2 separate regions of the Homo sapiens genome follow, and region 1 is linked to region 2. Evidence: chromatin contacts called from ENCODE Hi-C or POLR2A ChIA-PET data. All regions are on one chromosome and are shown on one strand. The core of a region is the stretch at or near the end of the contact, and the rest is flanking DNA. Distances in the headings are between cores, read along the strand shown. Region 1 holds the start of LINC02649 (long intergenic non-protein coding RNA 2649). Region 2 has its middle 52 kb from the start of LINC02649.

Region 1 (4,749 bases), core at 1,459-3,958, 51 kb after region 2:
GAAAATGGGATGGTGGTTCCTTAAAAATGAAACAGAGGACTACCGCGTGATTCCGCCATTCTACTTCTGGGCATATACCCCAAAGTATTGAGAGCAGGGACATGAACACCAGTGTTCATAGCAGCATTAATCACAAGAGCCAAAAGGTAGAAACAACCCAAGGCACTTGTACACCCACATTTATAGATGTGTTATTCATAATAGCCAAAAGGTGGAAACAACCCAGTGTCCATGGATAGACAAAGGGATAAACAAAATGTGGTCTGCCCATACAATGGAATATTATTCAGCTTTAACTAAGAATGAAATTCTGACACATGCTACAACATGGACGAACCTTGATGACATGACGCTGAGTGGAATAAGCTAGATACAAACGACAGACACCATATGATTCTATTTACATTAGATTCCCAGAGTAGTCAAATTCATAGAGACAGAAGGTAGTATGGTGGTTACCAGGGCCAAGCTGGGGAGTAATAGGGGGTTAATACTTACGGTGAAATTCTGTAGTGGGTATAGACTTTCAGTTTTACAACAGGAAAAGAGTTTTGGAGATGGATGGTGTTGATGGTTGCACAACAAAGTTAATGTGTTTTGTTTTGTTTTGAGACTGTGTCTTGCTCTGTCGCTCAGGCTGGAGTGCAGTGGCGTGATCTCGGCTCACTGCAACCTCTGCCTCCCGGGTTTGGGTGGTTTGCCTGCCTCAGCCTCCTGAGTAGCTGGGATTACAGGCACCCGCCACCACGACCAGCTAATACTTTTTGTATTTTTAGTGGACACGGGGTTTTGCCATGTTGGCCAGGCTGGTCTCGAACTCCCGACCTCAAATGATCCACCCACCTCGGCCTCCAGAAGTGTTAGGGTTACAGGCATGAGCCACTGCGCCCAGCTGTTAATGTGTATTTAATGCCTCTGAACTATAGACTTAAAAATGGTTAAATGCCAAATTTTATGTTATATATATTTTACCACAATTTAAAGGAAAAAAAAAAAGAAGAGAGCATTGGAAGTAGAGCAGTGGATCTTAACTTAGGGCTCACAACTTCTTCGAGTTTTGTTTATAAAGCTATTACCTCTTCCCATAAATACATACATAGGTATATACAGATGCATACAAGTGTTGGCATATAATTTTTTTAAATTGAAACAGGATCTCCCTCTGACACCCAGGCTGGAGTGCAGTGGTGCAATCTTGACTCACTATAGCCTTCGCCTCCCAGGCTCAGGTGATTCTCCCACCTCAGCCTCCCGAGTAGCTGGGGTTACAGGCGCCGGCCACCACAACTGCTAATTTTTTGTATTTTTAGTAAAGACGGGATTTTGCTATGTTGCCCAGGCTGGTCTCAAACTCCTGGACCCAAGCAATCTGTCTCCCTTGGCCTCCCAAAGTGCTGAGATTACAGGTGTGAACCACTGCGCCCAGCCTGGCATACAATTTTTAAAAATAAAATGTAAGCACTCAAACTTTCAAAGTTAATAACATGTGCTTATTGAAAATGAAGAGCACGTGGAAGACAGAACTCAGAAGTCACCTGTAATCACAAGCAGATTACATGTGACCTTGCTCTTCTAAGTCCTTGTGTGTGTATACACACATAATTGAATGCATATTGTTATGTTGTTGAGATCACACAATATGTATCATATTTTCACACACAATGAATATTTATCAATTTAAAGTCCCAAAGCCAAGAGTATTTTGATAACCAAGAATACACTACACCATTTCAATCAGGAAAAAAAATGTAATTTTGCCTTTCATGGAGACAAAAATTTCCTGAAAGACAAAAATGGCAACAGTCCTCTGAATAAAGATGTTGGCAGAGTTACAATTAAAATACTGTGTTCCGTTAATGCTCAATTTAAAATAGGGTATAAAGCAATGGGATATAATCCTTCTAAGAGAATGATCAGAGCTGTCCTAGTAAAATGTTAGCAAGAAGGTATGTGTCCACTGAGTTATTTAGCAGTGTATTCTTATAGTAACCCCCAAAGAGATACACACGTACATCAATGGTTATCATCAAGATGGAAATAGCAATGTGTCTGTATAGTTCCTTCCTCATGCTCCTTCTGCCGCTCTGTTGCTGACCCAATTAATGAGTCCTGGGGTGCACTGCTCAGAGGTGGCTTCATAATACCACGTTCAAGAGGCTTCTTTTGTGTTAATTATAATAAAAACATTTACAAATGGGCCAATTCACTAGCTCTACCTTTTATCATACATTGTCATCTCAAGACATCTGAAAAACCAACGATGTTGTGAAATAAAGAATGAACATGGTCTACCTTTGCAAGGACATGGGTGGAGCTAGAAGCCCTTATGCTCAGCAAACTAACGCCTGCAGAAAACCAAACACTGCATGTTCTCACTCATAAGTGGGAGCTGAAAAATGAGAACCCGTGGACACAGGGAGGGGAACATCACACACTGGGGTCTGTCAGGGGAGTGTGGGTGGTGGTGGTGGTAAAGCATTAGGGAAAAGACCTAATGTATGCTGGGTTTAATACCTACGTGACGGGTTGATAGGAGCAGCAAACCACCATGGCACACGTTTACCTATGTAGCAAACCTGCACATCCTGCACATGTACCCCAGAACTTAAAATAAAAATAGAAAAGAATGAACGTGGTCTATAATAAACACAAGCACTTACTAAAAACTGCACATTTGGAACTGTGCTGATAACCCCAAATTGTCTTCTAGATATGGAGTTACCAGTAAGGAGCTCCACCGTGACTCTCCTCCCTGCTCCGTTGCCCCGACGAGGAAGTGTGAAAACGTTTCTGGCTCCATCCAAGAGGTGGGTTGACAGAGGTCGCTCCCAGAAGACAGTCCTTCCTATAAACTGGCAAAACAAAAATGCCTAAAGTGTGTTAAAAGCAGAGGTAATAAAACAACCCACATTTATAAAGGGGTTGTTTTGCTACCTCTGCTTTTAACACACTTCGGGCACTCAGGACTTGTTTATTCCTTACTAGACACCAAAATTAATGAAAATACACAGACAGAACCATGGTCAGACAGGCTGAAATTGTCTAAACTTCCCTCTGCACCCCTCTCCTCCAAGAGATCAAATTTAACACCACTCTAAAAAGATAATCATACCTGTAAGTTAGCAGAAAAATTGAAAGTGTATTATTTTACATTATCTACTTTTAACATATATGTGCACTTCTAAATACTTACGCTACATGATTCAGAGATGATGGAAGAAGTTCATCCGCATTAACTGCACACATGCAACAAAGGCTGTGTCCTGAAAGCATCTTCTACATAGGAACATGCTGGCCTAGAACCCTTCCCCTTCTCACATCTATCAACCCCCTGGGCAAATCTACGCATGTGCAATGCTTAGAGGTGATGTTCACGATATCCACAAGTCATTTTTGGAAGACAGTCTTTCCTATGAATTTTAACACAAAACTTACAAAATTGCTTACTAACTGGACTTTGGTCAAACGCTGGCAACCTCTGTAACATATAGAAAGAGTAGGTGCTATAAAATTAGGACTTGTTTGCTGATCATATACACTACACGCACAGCAAAGTGAGACAAAACGCAGCCCTGTGAGACACTGGTTAATCCGGCCTCACCACAGGGAGCCCATGGGCATTTGCTCCTTTCTGCTCTTCCCTAGACCAGAACACAAATACAACGTGTCCTGTCCAAAAAGGTGGTTTGGCCATTCCATTGCCCAAAGACAATGTTTCATGTGGATTTTAACAAAAAGATATTTGGAAAATATGTCCGTTTACAACATCTACTTTTAATATATACCAACCAGTGCTTCAGAACATCAAGAAAAATTACGTATCTCAAAAAGGAACATGGTGAGGCCAACTACATCTACATTGGTCAAGAATAGAAAATGCAGGCAGGACAATGGTTGGGAAATGAACATGTCCTCCAAACATGACCAATTGGGCATAGAACCCTTCTTCTGAACTGAACCCAAACTCAGCTTCTGCATAAATTCAGGTTGTGCACAGACCTCCTAGAGCTTATTCATGACCCTCTAGACTAGCCTATGGAGTCTAAGTTAAGAACTCCTCTACTCAGGAATTTTCTGTCTTTTCCCGATTCCACAGTTACTTCCCTGAAGAAGAGAGGGCTTTGTTGAAGTCTTCCCATGCTTTCTGCACAGGGCTCTGGCCTTGGAGAAGGGATTTCCAGTTACCGCAGTGTCACTTGGCCCTGGGTCTCCTCCCGGGAGAGAGAAGTGTACGGCTCCCAAGGTTCCTGGCAGTTTTGAAAGAGCTCTCAGCCACAGCCAGCTTTACTTTGGCAAGTGAGGCCATCCCCTTTCTTTCCTCCTTTCCTTTCCCATGGAACCTACTCCTTCCATCTGTCTTTCAAGCTCTGCCTCAGAAATGGCAATTCAAGGCTGATTTTCTCCTTGAATGCACTCTCTCTGTGAAAGAGGCTTTTCACCAAGAATGTGGTGCTGGTGTTTCTCTTGCCAATGGGCTAAACAAAGGCCTCCGCACCGGGTAACATTTGGGCAGGCCTCTTCACACATGCCTGTCCTTCTCCGTCGCACTTGGCTAAAGCCAACAACCTATGTGTGAAAAGTATAAAGAGATGGAAAAATTCCCATGAAAAATCCTTCCGCAAAGCAATTGCGAGACAACTATGGCGTCATCTGATAACATGATTTCTATTTTGCATCTGTTCCATTGTTGGAGGGCACTCATAGTTGCAAGCCTTGCATGTACATATGTAAAAATTATAAGTGAATGCA
Region 2 (5,091 bases), core at 2,238-4,737:
AAGTGGGAGAGGCAGGTACCTATTTACTTAGGGAATATTTACCAATCTCTACCATGTGTGGGAATCTGTGCTTAGCACTGAGGATAGACCAGAGGGTGGGATAGACAGTTGCCCCTGCCCCGATGGTGGCTGCCATCCAGCAGGGAGGGCAGATGTGAAGCATTACATACGTGCTTACTTGCCATTGTGCATGTATGTTGTATGTTATGAACAAGTGCAAAGCACCCCGAGTTCACAGACAGGGGCTGTAACTGTCTAGTTTGGTGAATGGCTGATGAAGGCAGTGCTGGGAGATGATAAATGTCCCTTCTGTCCCTTAGGACTTGCAGGTAATGGTCTCCTGTGTCCCTCCCTTGACTCCAGGCTGTCTAGTGAAGGTGATCGTTCCAATTGCCCTATTAGGACATCGGGGTTTCTTAACTAAACCCTGAATGATGCCTTGGATTTATGCATTCTGGCCAACGTGTTGAAATACGTCAGTCTGGCTGGGCACGGTGGCTCATGCCTGTAATCCTAGCACTTTGGGAGGCCGAGGCGGGCGGATCACCTGAGGTCAGGAGTTTGAGACCAGCCTGGCCAACATGGTGAACCCCGTCTCTACTAAAAATACAAAAATTTTAGCTGGGCATGGTGGTGGGTGCCTGTAATCCCAGCTACTTGGGAGGCTGAGGCAGGAGAATTGTTTGAACCCGGGAGGCAGAGGTTCCAGTGAGCCCAGATCGTGCCATTGAACTCCAGCCTGGGTGACAGAGGGAGACTCTGTCTCAAAAAAAAGAAAAAAGAAATAGGTCGACCTGGGCCCCAGCCGCGCTGTGCTTTCATGAGTTTCCGTCAGCCCTGTTCCATATCCTGGATCTGTGCATGCCAAGGGCTATGTGGGAAGATTTCATTTCAGGTCTCTTGAGAACAGGGTCAGATGGAGGAGGCAGGCTTTATTTCAGATTTGGACAATAGGCCTGAGGGCTTGATTTATAGAGAAAGTCTCAGAGGAAAATAAAGGAAAAGAAAATACTTCCCATTCTCCTAAAGTGTTCACATGTCTCCTGTGCAGTGAGTGGGGCTGAGATTGCAGGCTTTTTTTTTTTTTTTTTTTTTTGAAGTGGAGCCTCACTCTGTTGCCCAGGCTGGAGTGCAGTGGCATGATTTCAGCTCACGACAACCTCTGCCTCCCGGGTTCAAGCAATTCTCCTGTCTCAGCCTCCCAAGTAGCTGGGATTACAGGTGTCTGCCACCACGTGCGGCTAATTTTTTTGTATTTTCAGTAGAGACGGGGTTTGCTGGGCCCACCTCACAGATGTGATCCATATTCTCATGATGGCCGTGAAATTAGAGATGTGACTAGAAGCAGCTGCCCACCAAAAGTAAAACAAACAAAAATGAGGCCTGGAGTTTTCCCCGTTCCTCTTCTGGGGCCCGAGGAGCTTGCCACCCGTGGGTGAAAAGCGTTGCCTTCCCGAGAACGCCTGCTCTTTAAGGGATCCCCGCCGCCATGCAACCTACAATCGCACGGCCCTTTACAGTGTATAAAGCCCTTCAAACCTTGAGGGGGCTGTCGGGAAACCTGTGTTCTGTTGACAGTTCTGTCAGTCACTCTGGGCTTGAGGGTTCTCTAAGGAAAGCATGGAGATTGGACTGGAGTATGTTAAGGACTGAATTGCATCCCTGCCAAAAACAGCACGTTGGAGTCCTACTCGCCAGCACCTCAGGGTGTGACCTTATTTGGAGAAAAGTCTTTCCAGAGGCCATCAAGTTAAAATGAGGTCATTAGGATGGGCCTTAATCCAGTATGGCTGATGTCCTTATAAAAAAGGGAAATTTGGAGACAGGCACATGCAGAGAGAAGGTGATGAGAAGAGGGAGTGAAGACAGCTGACTACAGGTCAAGGACAGACACCTGGATAGCTCCTTCCCGCAGCCTCAAAGGACCCAGTCCTGCCGACACCTTGATCTTGGACTCCCACCTTCCAGAATCAGGAGAAAATAAATTTTTGTTGTGGGCCGGTGCGACAGCTCATTCCCATAATCTCAGCACTTTGGGAAGCTGAGGCAGGAGGATCACTTGAGCCCAGGAGACTGAGACCAGCCTGGGCAGCATGGGGAGACCTGTCTCTACAAAAAATAAAATAGCTGAGCCTGGTGGCACTTACCTGTGGTCCCAGTTAGTTGGAAGGCTGAAGGGGAAGACCGCTTGAGCCCAGGAGGTCAAGGCTGCAGTGGGCTATGATTGCAGCACTGTACTCCAGCCTAGGTGACAGAGCGAGATCCTATCTCTAAAAAAAAAAAAAATTAAAAAACTGTTGTGTAAGTCCCTCCATCTGAAGTACTTTGTTGCGACATCCTCAGCACACTAATACAGTGTACTGAAGCTTTTTTGTGTGTGCTGTAGCCCCTCTGGTCCTCCAGGGTTGATCCTGAGCCCCTTCTTAGAATAATGTTTACATTTAAAAAATAACACACTTTGGATTACGAAGGAGAGAACTCTTGAAATACTGATATCAAAATGCCAAATATAAACATTTACGATGTAGAAATATATGTACCACTTTAATAATGCATTCAATAGTGGCAAGTCTGAAAACAACCGTAATTTCACAGTAGAGATGAAGGGTAAATACTCTTTCAAGACATCTGCAACAGGCTGGGTGTGGTGGCTCATGCCTGTAACCCCAGCACTTTGGGAGGCTGATGTAGGAGAATTGCTTAAGCCCGGAAGTTTGAGACTAGCCAGGGCAACATAGTGAGACCCCATCTAAAAAGAATTAGCTGGGTGTGGTGGCACACGCCTATAGTCCGAGCAACTTGGAGGCTGAGGTGGGAGGATCCCTCGAGCCCGGGTGGTCGAGGTTGCAGTGAGCTGTGATGGTACCACTGCACTCCAGGTTGGGTGACAGAGCCAGACTCTGTCTCAAAAAAAAAACAAAAAACAAAACTGCAATAACCATCATGTGCCATGAACATATTATGATTTTTACTGGTGACCGACACAGAGGCTGCTCATGTGGTATGCTGCCTATCTTCATAATGAAAATGCTAAATATTAGTTCCTGGCTAGTGGAGGAAAAGATTTTTTTTCCCACCCAAGTTTACATATTCTTGAATTTGATCTGTTCCTGGACTGGGTGGTGTCCACTAGGGGACTTTTGGGGTCTGTGGTTAGGCGACTCTGGGTGGATTGTCCCATGAGGCTGATGCCTCTTGCTCTTTGCTTAAGACTCAGTGACCCTTCGGCACTTGGGGGCCTTGTGCCAGGGGCAGGTGGTCACGGCCCCGCCCCTCTGTTGTCATGGCGACAAACCGATGTGGCCTCTGGAAGCTGCTCCCTTCTCTGTCCTCTTCCAGAGCCTTGCCGTGGCTCCGGTAGATTTCTCTGCATAGCTTGTCTGTGACTCGGCGAAGGAGGTGTGTGGAGAAGGTGCCAGTTCCCTCAGCGGAGCCACCCTCGGGGCCTGCGCCTGACTCAGACAGGAAGTAGCTGACACTCCATGCCAGGAAGTAGCTGACACTGCATGCCGGGAACGCTGTCCCCAGCCTTGTGATGGAGTCAGGCCTCTGCCGGTGACTCACCGCCATCACCCAGGCGCTGCTCTTGCTGGGAATTTTCTCATGAGCTCATCTGGGCAGTGCAAAGAACCACACAATTGTTCCCCACACGCGTTCTTATTGTGCAAAAGGGAAACCTTGGTTTGGATCTTGTGGGTTTTTTTCTTTTTTTGAGATGGAGTCACGTTCTGTCACCCAGGCTGGAGTGTAGTGGTGCGATCTTGGCTCACTGCAACCTCCGCTTCCCGGGATTCTCCTGCCTCAGCCTCCTGAGTAGCTGGGATTACAGGCATGGGCCACCACGCCCGGCTAATTTTTGTATTTTTCATAGAGAGGATTACATCATCAAGAATGAAACATTTTTTTTTTAATGGCTTAAGGGGTATATGGCTCTTCAAATACACGCAGGGGTTATGCTTTCTCCATGTGGAGGGTGGTGCTCCCTCTGCAGCCCACCCATTCGGAGACAGGCTTTCTTCATGCTGGAGTATCTCATTCCTCGAAATATGCTTGCTATTTCATGCTTGAAATCAAGATGTCTCCCAATTCATGGCACCTTGTATTTGACAAATAGACTGCGTAAAGACAGAGTCTGTCTTTAGGGAATGAGAGGATTTTTGGTAAAAACAGAACCAAAACTTCTACTGACCCAAGAGAAGGCTTTGTTTGCTTGGAGTGGATTATCAGCCAAATGCTATCTTTATTTTGTGGGATTTTGGCCTTTGAATCAGGTTCATGGGTGGCATGCTATAGAAATAGGATAACAAATGGGATAATTCTTCAAACAGAAACATGGCCTAGAATGGGAGGGGTTGTTGTTTATTTATATGTATGTGTCATAAAAATATTTTAGATCATAACTTAGCAAATGTATGAAAGTGGAAAATGTGTTTATGGATCTATTTCATAAAAGGGCCATGCTTCAGAAAAAAAAAAAATCCCAAGAAACAAACCAAAAAATGCCAAAAAGAGAAATCTCTGTATGGGAGACTATCATTTAGCTGCAGACAGGATAGTTACAGATTAATTGCTGGCCTTATCTAACTACTAGCTACAATAACTCCAATTTGGGGTCGGCCAAGTACCAATGAACTTCGCTTTCTCTGGGCAACAGCTGAGATGTTGCAGCTGCAAGTGGGGTTAAATAGCCTCCAATAAAGGAAAAAACTTGAGGAGTAATTCAATTAAAAAAAAATTGACATAATTATAGATTCAAGGATGATGCAAACAAAAAGTGTGCAGGAAGGTCCTTGTCCCCTTCCCTCAGTTTCTCCCAATGTGACATCTTACATAGCTACAGTACAATATCACAACCATGATATTGAGATTGGGTCACAGAACCTACCTAGATTTCCCATTTTATATGTATTTGTGTGTGTGTGTGTGTGTGTGTGTGTGTAGTTGTAGGCAGGTTTATCACATGTGTGGATTCTTATAACCATCACCCAAATCAAGATATATCTTGATTTTGCTCCATCACCAGGAGGCTCCCTCATGCTACCCCTCTAGAGCCTCAAGTCACCTTCCCTCCTTTCTCCTCCCCACCTGCTG

What was found. Hi-C counts contacts between places; a loop is a spot of excess contacts on that map. ChIA-PET counts read pairs that join two places held with the same protein, here RNA polymerase II (POLR2A). Pooled maps may share reads with other maps.
Region 1: a loop to region 2 is called in a map of ascending aorta, with 2.6 times the contacts of the local background. The contact joins the promoter of LINC02649 here to the enhancer-like site in region 2. A Hi-C loop is called at or near these places in 5 of 168 maps with a recorded cell type or tissue (Calu3, aorta, ascending aorta and 1 more), 1 of 37 single-sample maps with no recorded cell type and 11 of 50 pooled maps. POLR2A ChIA-PET finds 5 or more read pairs at or near these places in 10 of 52 experiments (A549, A673, B cell and 7 more).

What each region holds. Positions count from the first base shown.
Region 1 is chr10:6,323,836-6,328,584 of GRCh38, forward strand. It overlaps LINC02649 (long intergenic non-protein coding RNA 2649), which reads left to right and starts at 2,709. Exons shown (of 6, transcript NR_040079.2): 1 at 2,709-2,807; 2 at 4,097-4,749. It also overlaps a transcript of PFKFB3 not described here.
Region 2 is chr10:6,271,929-6,277,019 of GRCh38, forward strand. It overlaps a transcript of PFKFB3 not described here. Among named protein-coding and RNA genes, the nearest start is that of LINC02649, 52 kb to the right of the region's middle. RefSeq lists a silencer at 44-244 and enhancers at 3,067-3,176, 3,327-3,766. Within about 2 kb of position 3,488, at least 31 of the 41 ENCODE cell types and tissues checked have a DNase peak (open chromatin) inside an H3K27ac peak, as active enhancers do; they include CD8-positive, alpha-beta T cell, ascending aorta and gastrocnemius medialis, where a contact is called at or near this core.